2 separate regions of the Homo sapiens genome follow, and region 1 is linked to region 2. Evidence: chromatin contacts called from ENCODE Hi-C or POLR2A ChIA-PET data. All regions are on one chromosome and are shown on one strand. The core of a region is the stretch at or near the end of the contact, and the rest is flanking DNA. Distances in the headings are between cores, read along the strand shown. Region 1 overlaps MIR548A1HG (MIR548A1 host gene). Region 2 has its middle 61 kb from the start of RNF144B.

Region 1 (6,008 bases), core at 1,180-3,679, 270 kb after region 2:
CAGGCGCCTGTAGTCCCAGCTACTTGAGAGGCTGAGGCAGGAGAATCACTTAAACCTGGGAGGTGGAGGTTGCAGTGAGCTGAGATCAGGCCACTGCACTCCAGCCTGGGTGACAGAGCCAGACTCCATCTCAAAAAAAAGAAAAAAAAAAAAAGAAAAAAAGAAGCAGATGTGTTTGTAGGTGCATGTCTGTGCTTTGGAGAAAACTTAAGTTGAAGTTTTGGAAACTGGTTTGAAAAATAACAGTAACCTCATAGTATATGTAGTCAATTATTTCATGCAAAGTATTCTATGTCCTGGGAATAGATGTCTTGGTGTTCTCTAAAACCTGAGAGATATGTCGCCCCTCTAAGTTTTGCTTCAATTCAAATTTCCTAGAGTTACAGCTAGGCCCCTCAGGAGCTGACTCATGATTGCTGTTCACCTTTATTAATTTTTCTGGCACTGAAACATGTACTTTGAGTTTTTTTTTTGTTTCTAAAAGTACATAGTCACATCAGAGAACTTTCTCCGACTTCTTTCCCCTCAGTATCCTCTGTTCCAAAGTATTTTCATAGTGGAAGGTAGCAGTTCTATACCCTCAAAGTTAAATTTAATTGCTATTTCATAAACTTCCAATGCAATTCTCTTTTCTTCTTTGGAAATAGGGGATCTTTATGGCACAAACCTTTCTAGTGATTAGCAAAATTTCAGTAGTAAATTTACATATAAATAAATTTGATTCAGAAAAGCCATGCACTGCACATAATAAAGTGATTTATAACAGGAAAATCTAAAGAACTAAAACACAGACTCTGCCCTCAAGGAACTCAAGGCAGCAACTATGACAGATACATTTTTAAAAAAGAAACATAGTCCTGTGTCATATGTATACAATATAGCTATTAATAAAGAATATAAAAAATGAAGCATTTAAGAGTCTCACAAGAATATTGTCATAATTAGTGAGATACTGTGGAGACACCTTCATGAAACTGAAGGTCCATTTCTGTTTAATGGGGATATCAATGGTCATTGCATAGTAGGCCTCTTTTATGAAATAAATAAGTTAACAGGGCTAAGGCCTTTAAATACTGGCTGGTACATGTTAAGCTGTCAATATGTGCTAGCTACTTTCAATGGTCATTTCTTGTTGCTATGAGCTATTTCAAAGCTCTTCATAAATAGATGATAATGCCACCATTTCCCAAGTAGGGAGAAAGACTTGGTAATAATAGTTATTCAAACTATATAGAATACGTTGCAATAAAGGATTATGCCACCTAGAACTGTGGAGTTATCACTATTGAGAAAAAGAATTCCGGGTCTTTTTTTTTTCCCCCATTACAACTCAACTAAAAAAAGAGACCCTTAGTGTAAAACATGTAGCCTGCACACAAAAACATGTCTGATTGACTTTCAAAGACTCACATAAATTAAACATCTCTTGGATAACATCAAACCTAACCAGTTAGTTCCCAGGTCTCTATATAAATTGCCACATAACTTTGTGCCAAAATGAATGATGGTGGCTGTGTCTCCTGGATGACCAAAATCAGACTTAAGGAGTGAAAAAATAAACTGAGCACATTCTTTATTGCCACATCAACAAAATGAAACAAAATGATTACTTATTTTTGGGGGGTTATGTTGATGACAGATATTGTAGGCATATCCACTCACTCTCAATTTATTTTTAAACACCCAGCACAGTCGGGGTTACACAGTGAGGAAAAGTCCAGCTGAGTGACCTCGGAACAGTTGCTACCAATGCCAGACATCAATTTCACCCTCTTAGATCAGAATATACCTCTCTTGTTCCTTCCTGAACTAAAAAGCTACCACCTAAAGAACGTAATTATATTGTGGATACAATGATTTGGCATTCATTTCAAAGTTTCTTTTAAAGGAATAGTTTAAAGTGTGTGTGTTACAAAGTGCAGAGCATTGCTCAATGTTGATTTGTCAAACGATGACAATTTAGCCCTTGAAACAAACGTTTCCCAAAATAACAGCATTTGGGAAACTTTGAGCTCTATTTCAGTCCTTTCAGAGAAACTGAGAGGTCTTTCACATTCTGAAGGCAGAACACTGAGTAATAGAAGAAACGAGAAGTCCTCTGTCTCCATCCCTCTGCCTGGGGACCCACTGGACTATTATTAGCATGGGATACAAAATAGATTTGGTAAATATTGGAAAAGTCTTGCCAAGCAGCGTCTCAAAGACATATGGTCTTTTGTAAGTGCCATGATCATTATAAACAAGCAAGATGTTCTAATTAAGGAAAAGTCTTTGTAAGGCAACTTGTTTTACAACTTAGCATTGAGGTTCCAAATTAGATAGGCAAAACTTTGGGGGTTGGGTAACCCCTATTCCTTCTTCCAGGCGGACTCTTTAAGACTGAACCAGAAAGCTGCCATCTCTACTTTGACCACTAGAGGGAGGGCAACTACGTGAAATTGCTCAGCGAGGAGGCGGTTTCTCCAATCCACGCAGTCACCCTTCCCTTCTCTCCTCTGTCTTCCCAACAAATCAACCAGCGGTAGAAAAAGATCTTTAGCTTTTTGAGAGAAGGAGAATGTAGGGAATGTGTTTCATCAATGCATATCAGCCCTCTCTTTCAACTTTAGTTGGGGTTATAGTGTGGGTATTACTTTTTCATTTTTACAAACCTCTCTAAACAAAGTACAGATTTGGTGGAATGAGGGAATAAATGGCCAGTCTTCTGAGTCCTGTCTTGTGGAGTGTGCCTGGATTTTCTACTATAAAATGATCTCTTTTGGGTTGTCATTAATCTTTATAATGATTTCATGGGATAAAGGTTGGACTAGAAGAACTTTGATAACTCTTGCAAGCCCAAAATTCTGATTCTGTATCCTTCAACTGGGGTATGAACTTGTCAAGGGTAAGTAAGTAAGTAAGGGTAAGTAAGTATAAGTAGGTGTTACTTATAACACCTACTGCTAAGGCCAATCCCTTATCAGATGCTCACTAAGGAGTCAATGATTGATGAGACTGGTCGGTTTATATGATTACTTGCCATCTAGAAGCACTCATAAAGAATGGGACATAGTTTTTATGCTCAAGATGTATATTGTCTCAAATTTTTTTTTAACTTGTTGAAGCTTAGGACAGTAGTGGTTAAACAAAATGCTTATAAATAGTACTCCTTTTCTTCTCTCTGTAACCTCCTCCCCTGGTATGTACAAATACATACCCATCACAGGCAATATACCCCACACACCAAATACACACACATGAGCACACACACATTCAGGTTCTAAGGCAAAAATCTTTCCCAAAAGACAGTATGCTAGAAAACAAGCAATTGTGGGGACGATAGTCTTCCTTATCCTCCTAAAGCAATAAGGAGTACAATAAATAAGAAAACAGAACTATTTATGATTCACTACAGAAAGAGGTGTTTGTAAGTCTTTTATAGCACCATATAATTATAATCATAAAAGGCAGAGACTTAGAAATAATTCAGAGATGATAGTGATGTTAGAAATCAGCCCTCCTCTTTGGGTTCTTGTTTCTTTGAGACAGGGTCTTGCTCTCTCACTCAGGCTGAAGTGCAGTGGTGCGACCCTAGTTCACTGCAGCCTCGACTTCCCAGGCTCAAGCAATGCTTCCACCTCAGCCTCCCAAGTAGGTGGGACCACAGGTGTGCACCACCATGCCCTGCTAATTTTTGTGTGTTTAGTAGAGACAGGGTCACACCATGCTGTCCAATATGGTATTGAACTCCTGGGCTCAAGTGATCCTCCTGCTTGGGCCTCCCAAAGTGCGGGGATTATAAGTATGAACCACCACACTGGCCTTTTTTTTTTTTTTTTTTTTTTTTCTTCGAAGCAGTAAACCGATGCTGAGGAGCTACACAGGTAGTTATTGGTGTGTGGGGACCACAATGTAGGTCTTTTTGCTCCAAGTCCATTCTGTTATATTTTGCAGTAGAAATATCTGTGCAAGGCCGGGGGTAGTGGCTCATGCCTGTAATCCCAGCATTTTGGGAGGCCGAGGAGGGCGGATCACGAAGTCAAGAGATCGAGACCATCCTGCCCAACATGGTGAAACCCTGTCTCTATTAAAAATACAAAAATTAGCTGAGTGTGGTGGCGCAAGCCTGTAGTCCCAGCTACTCGGGAGGCTGAGGCAGGAGAATTGCTTGAACCCTGGAGGTAGAGGTTGCAGTGAGCCGAGATGGCGCCAATGCACTCCAGCCTGGTGACGGAGCGAGACTCCATCTCAAAAAAAAAAAAAGATCTGTGCAAGCTGTCCCTAGCATTGAGAAGCTGATCTTTCTATTAGGTTCTGAAAGCCAAACTATATAAGTAACAAGAATCTGGAAAGGAAGTTCAGTTGGAAAATATTGCCAAATAAAAAATGAACTAGGACATAAAAAGTAAGCCTTCCCTAAAGAGAAGAATTCTAATAGGAACAAAAAAATGCCTAAAAATAAACTATGAAATGGCTTTATTGTTACTAATTTAGAGCCATTAGTAACAAACATGTAGACACTAAGTAAATGCATGGTTTATATCTTGCTTTTGATTGAACCACAGGAAGAACTATGAATGAGGACATAGAACAGGCTTGAGGCTGCTGTCTTTAATTTGATACTGCCCCTTTAACATAAAGAATGTAAAAATTATCAAAACCTACCACAGTAATCTGAATACTAATAATAGAGTTGCTGTCTGTGTTTGGTGAGACTACAAATTCAATTAATTCCAATGCTGGTTCCAATAAGCTCTTTATGAGTCTAAAGGGATTATTAACACTGTGAAGTCTGAAAGATTGAATCACAATAACAATTTCTTGCAAGATTTTTGAAGCTTTGAGCAGGCTTGCTTTCATGGAAATAATAATCTGTTAACCTAATGCAGTAGACGGAGCAAGCAGGAGAGAGGGAGCAAAGGAATGAGGGATAAAAGGTGGAGAGGGGAATCACATGTCTCATTCTGATTCATCTGCCAAGTCAAAGTCTGAGCTCAGTGCCAATGTCAGGTTTGTTTGTTTGGTTTTTTTTTTTTTTTTTTTTTTTTGGCTGACCCCAAAAGGATGAGTTTCGTTTAGGATCCATTTTGTAAGACTGGGATATTTGACAAAGACTGAATAAGGCTGGGATCTTTTTGAAGTCCACGTGTGCAACTGTAAATAAACTGACTTGGTCTCTATCTAGGCACCTAGACTGGGCAATGTGTCTAATTGGCAGACATGGTGCTGGTGGTGGTGGCACTAGTGGTGGCAGGGAAGCGTCATTCCATAATCTGGTAGTAGAAAAAAAATAACAAATTATTTGAGAATGCCCTTCAAAAGAAGTAGGAGCTAAGTCTCTACTGGTTTGTTAAGTGATTAATTTAGGTCTAAATATTACATTATCATGGGCAAAATACTTCCACACAGTCAGGGTTCAACACAGTCTTCACTCATTTATGGCTAGAGGCAAACCTCATCCTTAGCCCGAGTCTGTACTTTTGTTTTATTTAAAATACATTCAAGGTTTTCATAAATTCAAGGCCTGAATTGAATGACTCTTCTATTTCACCAGAAGCTATGGGGGCCCATATTTTTCCAGTGTCTTATTACGTGGTGTTAGAGTCGTGCTATCCTTGCTATAAAAATACCTTCTCGGCCTGGCACGGTGGCTCACGCCTGTAATCCCAGCAGTTTGGGAGGCTGAGGCAGCTGGATCACCTGAAGTCAGGAGTTTGAGACCAGCCTGGCCAACATGGTGAAACTCCGTCTCTACTAAAAATAGAAAATTAGCCAGGTGTGGTGGCGCGCACCTGTAAACCCAGCTACTAGGCTGAGGCAGGAGAATCGCTTGAACCCGGGAGATGGAGGTTGCAGTGAGCTGAGATCATGCCATTGCACTATAGCCTGGGCAAAAACAGCAAAACTCCAAAAAAAAAAAAGAAAGAAAGAAAATACCTTCTGCAACCATATTGTCACATTTCCTTCTCTCAGCCTTTGCAAATGTATAGATCACATCGCCCTGGGCTGGGATGGGGTTTCTCCTGCTC
Region 2 (6,427 bases), core at 3,492-5,991:
AAAAATTAGCTGGGCATGGTGGTGTGCGCCTGTAATCCCAACTACTTGGGAGGCTGAGGCAGGAGAATCAGTTGTACCTGGGAGGCGGAGGTTGCAGTGAACCGAGCTGAGATCACGCCACTGCACTCCATCCTGAGCGACAGAGCAAGACTCTGTCTCAAACAACAACAAAAACCCAAGAAAAGAAAAACAAAAAACTTCTTCAGATTTGTGTTTTAGGGTTTTCATTTGCTTCTGGATATCACTTTGTCCTCCATGGGTGTGGGGAGTGGCAAATGATGACATTTTATGCAATTTCACATTCATCAACTTACTTGAGGATAGAAAATTCCTCACTTAATATTTTACGAAGTGTAAACTTTCACTTTTATTTATTTACTTATAAAATAGAGATAGGGTTCTGCTATGTTGCCCAGGCTGGTCTCAAACCCCTTGGGTCAAACAATCTTCCTGCCTTGGCCTCCCAAGTGCTGGCATCACAGGTGTGAGTGATTGCACCTGGCCTAAACTTTCCCTTTTGAGCTTACTGTTGTTGAAAGATTTCTTGCAAAATAAAAAAGCACCACCAAACAATAACATAATACTTTTAGATGCACCTCATAGAAGAAATAACCAAATCATTTTGGTCAGATTGGTTTCTCTGTGTCCTAAGGCAGTACTTGCAGCCTCGTTTCCCTGTACATATTCCTCACACCCCTAACCTATGATTTCTCACATATCTCAGGGACCCCACCAGCTGTGCCTTGGTGGTTCTGTGCATTTTATAGACCTGAGCATGGGCCATGGCAGACCTAGTCGGTGAATCCCAAGGGTTCAGAGCAGCAGCTGTTGGAGAGCTCTCTTGCCACCATAAGTGCTATCCTTGGACAGAGTTGAACTTGGAGGCTCTTGTCTGAGGGTCTTTTTTTTTTTTTTTTTGGTAAGCAAGTGCCTTGCTGTTTTTGAAAGGGAAACGTGTTAGTTCCATTGCATGTGGAAAGGATTGGGGAAAATAGAAATGGGTCCACACTAGCCGCCTTACAGATTTAACCGCATGTGACATCTTGGCTTGTGTGTCATACAGTACTAGACAAGACCATGGTGGAAGCTGAAAACATAAAGGGCTACTAAACCAATCCTAGCTTATTTTAGTGCAAATATTAATGGTGACTCTCCATTAAAGTGAAACAATCCAGGAAAATGTTAAACCAGACAAAATAGCAGGATAATACGCCTAAACCAGGGCTGTCCAGGGCAGAAAAAGACCCTAGTTATAAGGATGGCACATTATCTCGGGAGTTTTTGCATAGGAACACTAGAGGGCGCTTTAGACTATAGTTAAGAATCCTGCTTTGATTTACAGAAGGAAACTTACTGTATCAGATTGATGTTATAAATTTCAGCAGTGGTTGGTTTATACATTGGTATTCCTAGAACATGGAAAAATGCAATACAAATGTTTTCGTGTTCCCCCTTCCCATGCTGGAGTGGTTACGATAATACTGTTTGTGTTTTACTTCAGATTAAAATCTTCAGAAGTGCCCTTTAGTTGTCAAAAGTGTCAAACACTGGGGATAAAAAGGTCACACACTGTTAGTGAGCAATGAAAATTTAGTATGATAAACTGATTCAGAAAACAACTTGCTTTGAATGTTCTTGATGTGCTAGGTATGTTTTCCTAAACCTTTTATGCAGGACACATTTAATTTTTTATTACAATTCTGTGAGATAGGCACGACTGTTATTTACTTTGTAGATGAGGAAGCCGAGGCACTCGGTGTTGAAAAGACTGCCCAGGGTCACATGTCTTGTGCATAGATAATGTGCTGTTAACCGTTGTACTGTGCAACTGTGCAACACAGTTGCATGGATAATAATTAGTGAATAATACCTCTATGAATGAATGAATAAATATTATGTTACATAGATACTAAGCATATGGGAAAGGAGTAGGGAAAATTGCACTTCATATTTTTTTCCTAGTGGCTGGTCCAATTATTTAATGAATCCCATTCCAGCTCTCAAGAGTCCAGTGGAGTCCACTCAGGGTTGGAAATGGATTTGTCTATGTTACATTATGGCTTACCTGAAAATAGTGAATGGGAGTTCACGGTCACTCAGTCATCCAACTCTTGAGAATCTGGCCTGGGGATGGAATAGAGGAGCATGAGGAACCAAGAGTGGGAGGAATGGGGTCCACTTTTGGAGAAAACAAGAAAAATGCAAGGAGGAAAAATTGCTTCAGCTCCCTGGCAGACTCGTTCTCTAAGACCGACTCAGGAGACGGTGGAGGCTCTCTCTGTGTCCCTCCAGGGGCTGCTCCAGGAACCAGGCTCCTTTGGGGTGACAAATACGTCCACCCCTAGTAGAACCAGAGAATATGAATAGATGCTGAAGTCCTAGGACTAAAACTGGTTTCAGTGAGGAATGGGGGAGGTCCTACTACAGGTTGGGGAGGAATGGATGAGATTGTCCCCCTATTTAAACATTTCTTTTGTTGTATTTTTTTATTATAGTAAAATATACATAATATAAAATTGACCATTTCACCAGTTTCACGTGTGCAATTCAGTGGCAATAAGTAATTCACAATGTGAATGACTTTTTTTTTTTTTTTTAAGACAAGATCTCACTCTGTTTCCTAGGCTGGAGTGCAGTGGCACTATCTTGGCTCACTGCAGCCTCCTCCTAGGCTCAAGTGATCCTGTCACTGCAGCCTCCTGAGTAGCTAGGATCATAGGTGTGTGCCACCATCCCTGGCTAATTTTTGTATTTTTTGTAGAGACAGAGTCCCACTATGTTGCCCAGGCTGGTCTTGAACTCCTGGGCTCAAACAGCTCTCCTGCCTCAGCCTCCCAGAGGTGCTGGGATTACAGGCACGAGCCTCCATGCCCAGCCTGTGAATTACTTTTTCATAATCACAAATAGCAACTCTCCATTTCCTCCTCTCCCCAACCTCTGGAAATCACCGTTCTACTTTCTGTCTCTAATGAATTTGACTACCCTAGGTACCTTGTTAAGTGGAATCATACAGTATTTGTCCTTTTGTGACTGGCTTATTTCATGTAGCCTAATGTCCTCCAGGTTCATCCATGTTGAAGCATGTGTCAGAACTTAATTTTTTGGTTAATGTTAGAAGACTGGAGAGGAGATGGAAGGACATGTTCGGGCTTGCACTCCTTGGGTGGCAGTGGGAGAAAGACAGTAGGTGTGGGATGCCTTTCTCCTGCCCTTCAGGAAATATCATGCTTCCTTCTAAGGCCATCAAGTGGTGTGATTGATCAGGCAACAGAAAACCAGCCTCCCATTCCCAAAACCTATCCCCCATTCCTTCTCCATACTGCCTAAAATACACAGACTTGGAGACTGGTTTGATTTAACAATGAGAGTGCATGGGGAATTGAGGTGGGGAGAAGATGCTGTCAATTATTTACTTTATTAAGTATTACTGTAATGTGAATTAGAATATCAGATCATTTTCCACCTCTGTCTACCCCAGTTGAACTAATGAAGCAGGAGTTATAGAGTTGGAGTGGAGAGTAGAGAAGGGATGCCATTTTGGGCACGTATATGACAGGCTCATACCACACAATGTGAGCCTCAGGAATCCGGGGAGAATGGGAGAGAGAAGTTTTTTTTTTTTTTTTTTTTTTGAGACGGAGTCTCACTCTTTCACCCAGGCCTGACTGCAGTGGCGCTATCTCGGCTCACTGCAAGCTCCGCCTCCTGGGTTCACGCCATTCTCCTGCCTCAGTCTCCCGAGTAGCTGGGACTACAGGCACCCACCACCGCACCTGGCTAATTTTTTGTATTCTTAGTAGAGACGGGGTTTCACCGTGTTAGCCAGGATGGTCTCGATCTCCTGACCTCATGATCCGCCCGCCTTGGCCTCCCAAAGTGCTGGGATTACAGGCGTGAGCCACCGCGCCAGGCCAAAGCGGGTGTTTTAAGAGCCCCCAGCTCTGGTTCTAGTACCAGACCAGCTAACAATGCTGCCCCGATGCGAAGTGAAGGGGAGCTGGGCATGGGTGTTCACTGTGTGCCTTTCACAGGATACGTCTACTTGGAGGGTGGCCTAAAGCCTAGTTCTCCAACCTGTAACCAGGAGGGCTCTCTCACAGGAACCTTGTTTATACTGGCAGATACCCACGTGGCTCTTGTCTGATCGGGTCCAGTTTATGCCTGTCTGACTGTCACTCTGCTGCTGGGAGCCTGACTTTGTGCTCTCCTTGGTGCCTTGGAGAAAATCAGGCCTGGGGCAGCCCCTAGTTCTTCAGATGGAAGGTGCAAATTCAGTACAGCACCCTCATAGGAAACAAGTCCAAAGATTTTCACTTAAACAGTTCCTGGGCAGGGAGAGCACCATGAGTCTTTGGTCACTAGGTCATGTGAGGCAGGAATGAGGGATCAGGTGGAGAGAGAGAGAGAGAGAGAGAGAGAGAGAGAGAGAGAGGGAGGGAGGGAGGGAGGGAGGGAGGGAGGGAGGGAAGAGAGAGAGAGAGAGAGAGAGAGAGAGAGGAGAGAGAGAGAGAGCGCGAGCAGCTAGCAGTATATTTTGCATAATACAGTGTGGGCCATTTTCAATTTGAGGGTAAATGCATGAATGGTCCCTTTAAAGGAAGCAATGGGAGAGTGGGGAGCCCAGGGGGCTAGCGGTAGAAATGCCTCTAAGTTCTTATCTCTGGCCACCAGCTCCAACCATTTGGGTGTGATGTAGAAAAGAAAAAAAGGAAGAAGGACAGAGGAGCCAGCTCTGCTCTTGCTGGTCTTAAGCAGGACCAGATGGGACACGCCCCCTTACGCACCCAGCTGCTGTTCTCGAAGGCACTTAAGGGCTCTAGCTCACCTGGAGTTTTGAAGGGGATGCGGAAGAGCTTGATGTTGCAGCCTTCCTCTCTCCTTGGCAGAGTCTCTGGTGATAGAGACATGGAAGAAGTTTCCAAGGCTGGCCCTGGGTCAAGCAATGCAAAACAGAATTTATTTGTGGAGAAAGTTTATGTTCCATTCAGCTGTAAGTTACAATGGCCATGACTCTGAGAGGCTGTCTCATAGGTTTATATAATTTGACACTCATAGAAGGAGAGGCCTCCTTTTACCTGAATGTTGTTCATTCCTAGCTTTTTATCCTTGGATTGGTTGGTGAAAAAGCAGCCAGCCTTGACTGAATTATGTGTGGAGTTGGGAGAGAGGAAGGAGGTTTCTAGGTCTGTGTTGGTGACCTAATTCTGTATTATGTTTTCAGCTTTGCTGACCTAATTCTGCATTATGTTTTCATTGAGTGAGCTTTTTATTTTTATATCCCTTTCTGGTAACGGAACTACCTTTAAGACTTTCAGTTTTTCCATGTCCCAACTTGCCACATTTTACGTGCACTTGAAAATTCACTCCTTAAGCTATTTTTCATTCTTTCAACCCAGTAGGAATAATATTGCCTGTTTATTATTTGAATAGCAGCATTACTGCTGGTATTATAAAGTCGCTGGTCTTGAGCATAATTTGTATGTGTAATAAGTTAATATTTGTTGTCAAGGCTTTAAAGGGGCTGTGTCTTTGGTGTTGGATTTTAATAGTTAATGAACCAATGGAATCTTTTTAGTTTTATTGCCTTCCTTGGGTGATTAGATATGCATCATCAGACCTGGTTTGCTTTCACCAACGCTGAAAACAGGTTCCTTGTTAAACACGTCAGTTACTTGTTTCTGGAAGTTACATTTACCACATACTGTGATGACTGGCATTGTTTTTTGGGTTTCCGTTTCAATGAAAAAAATTACTTGAAAAATGTTCTCTTATATTTTGAAACTGTGATACTCATGTTAGCTTGTGATTAGCACTAGCATTTGAGGAACATTCTAAATTCAATCTCTCAGGCATTTTGGTTTCTTTGTTTCTAAAACTTGTTCAATTATGCCTGATTTCCACTGGTAAGACATAATAACTCTTTTGTGCAAATTGGATGTTTGTATCACTTCCCTGCTTTTTAGTAAACTTTGAAATTCTTTTCAATTCCTGAAACTAAGTGGGAATAGTAACTAGATTAACCATGGCTTTTTTGTTGTTGTTGTTGTTGGAGAGACTGTAGCCTTGACCACCCAGCCTCAAGTGATCCCCCTGCCTCAGCCTCCTGAGTAGCTGAGACTACAGGTGCAAAGCACCAGCCCACCTAATATATATATATATTTTTAATAGAGATGAGGTCCTACTGTGTTGCCCAGGCTGGTCTTGAACTCCTGGCCTCAAGCGATCCTCCCACCTCTGCCTCCCAAAGTGCTGGGATTATGGGTGTGAACCACCGTGCTCAGCTAGCTTTTAAAAATAATGAGCATGAGGCAGGTGGATCACCTGAGGTCAGGAATTCAAGATCAGCCTGGCCAACATGGTGAAACCCCGTCTCTACTAAAAATACAAAAAGTTATTTGGGAGGCTGAGACAGGAGAATTGCTTGAAC

What was found. A loop is a pair of places that touch in the nucleus more often than their neighbours do. ChIA-PET counts read pairs that join two places held with the same protein, here RNA polymerase II (POLR2A). Pooled maps may share reads with other maps.
Region 1: a map of B cell shows a loop between it and region 2 (15-fold over the local background). The contact joins two enhancer-like sites. A Hi-C loop is called at or near these places in 5 of 168 maps with a recorded cell type or tissue (B cell, CD8-positive, alpha-beta T cell, Calu3 and 2 more), 4 of 37 single-sample maps with no recorded cell type and 14 of 50 pooled maps. POLR2A ChIA-PET finds 5 or more read pairs at or near these places in 2 of 52 experiments (CD4-positive, alpha-beta T cell and activated T-cell).

Annotation. Positions count from the first base shown.
Region 1 is chr6:18,594,007-18,600,014 of GRCh38, forward strand. All of the region lies in intron 4 of MIR548A1HG (MIR548A1 host gene), which reads left to right. Among named protein-coding and RNA genes, the nearest start is that of MIR548A1, 25 kb to the left of the region's middle. Within about 2 kb of position 2,430, at least 4 of the 41 ENCODE cell types and tissues checked have a DNase peak (open chromatin) inside an H3K27ac peak, as active enhancers do.
Region 2 is chr6:18,323,075-18,329,501 of GRCh38, forward strand. No RefSeq gene overlaps it. Among named protein-coding and RNA genes, the nearest start is that of RNF144B, 61 kb to the right of the region's middle. Within about 2 kb of position 4,742, at least 13 of the 41 ENCODE cell types and tissues checked have a DNase peak (open chromatin) inside an H3K27ac peak, as active enhancers do.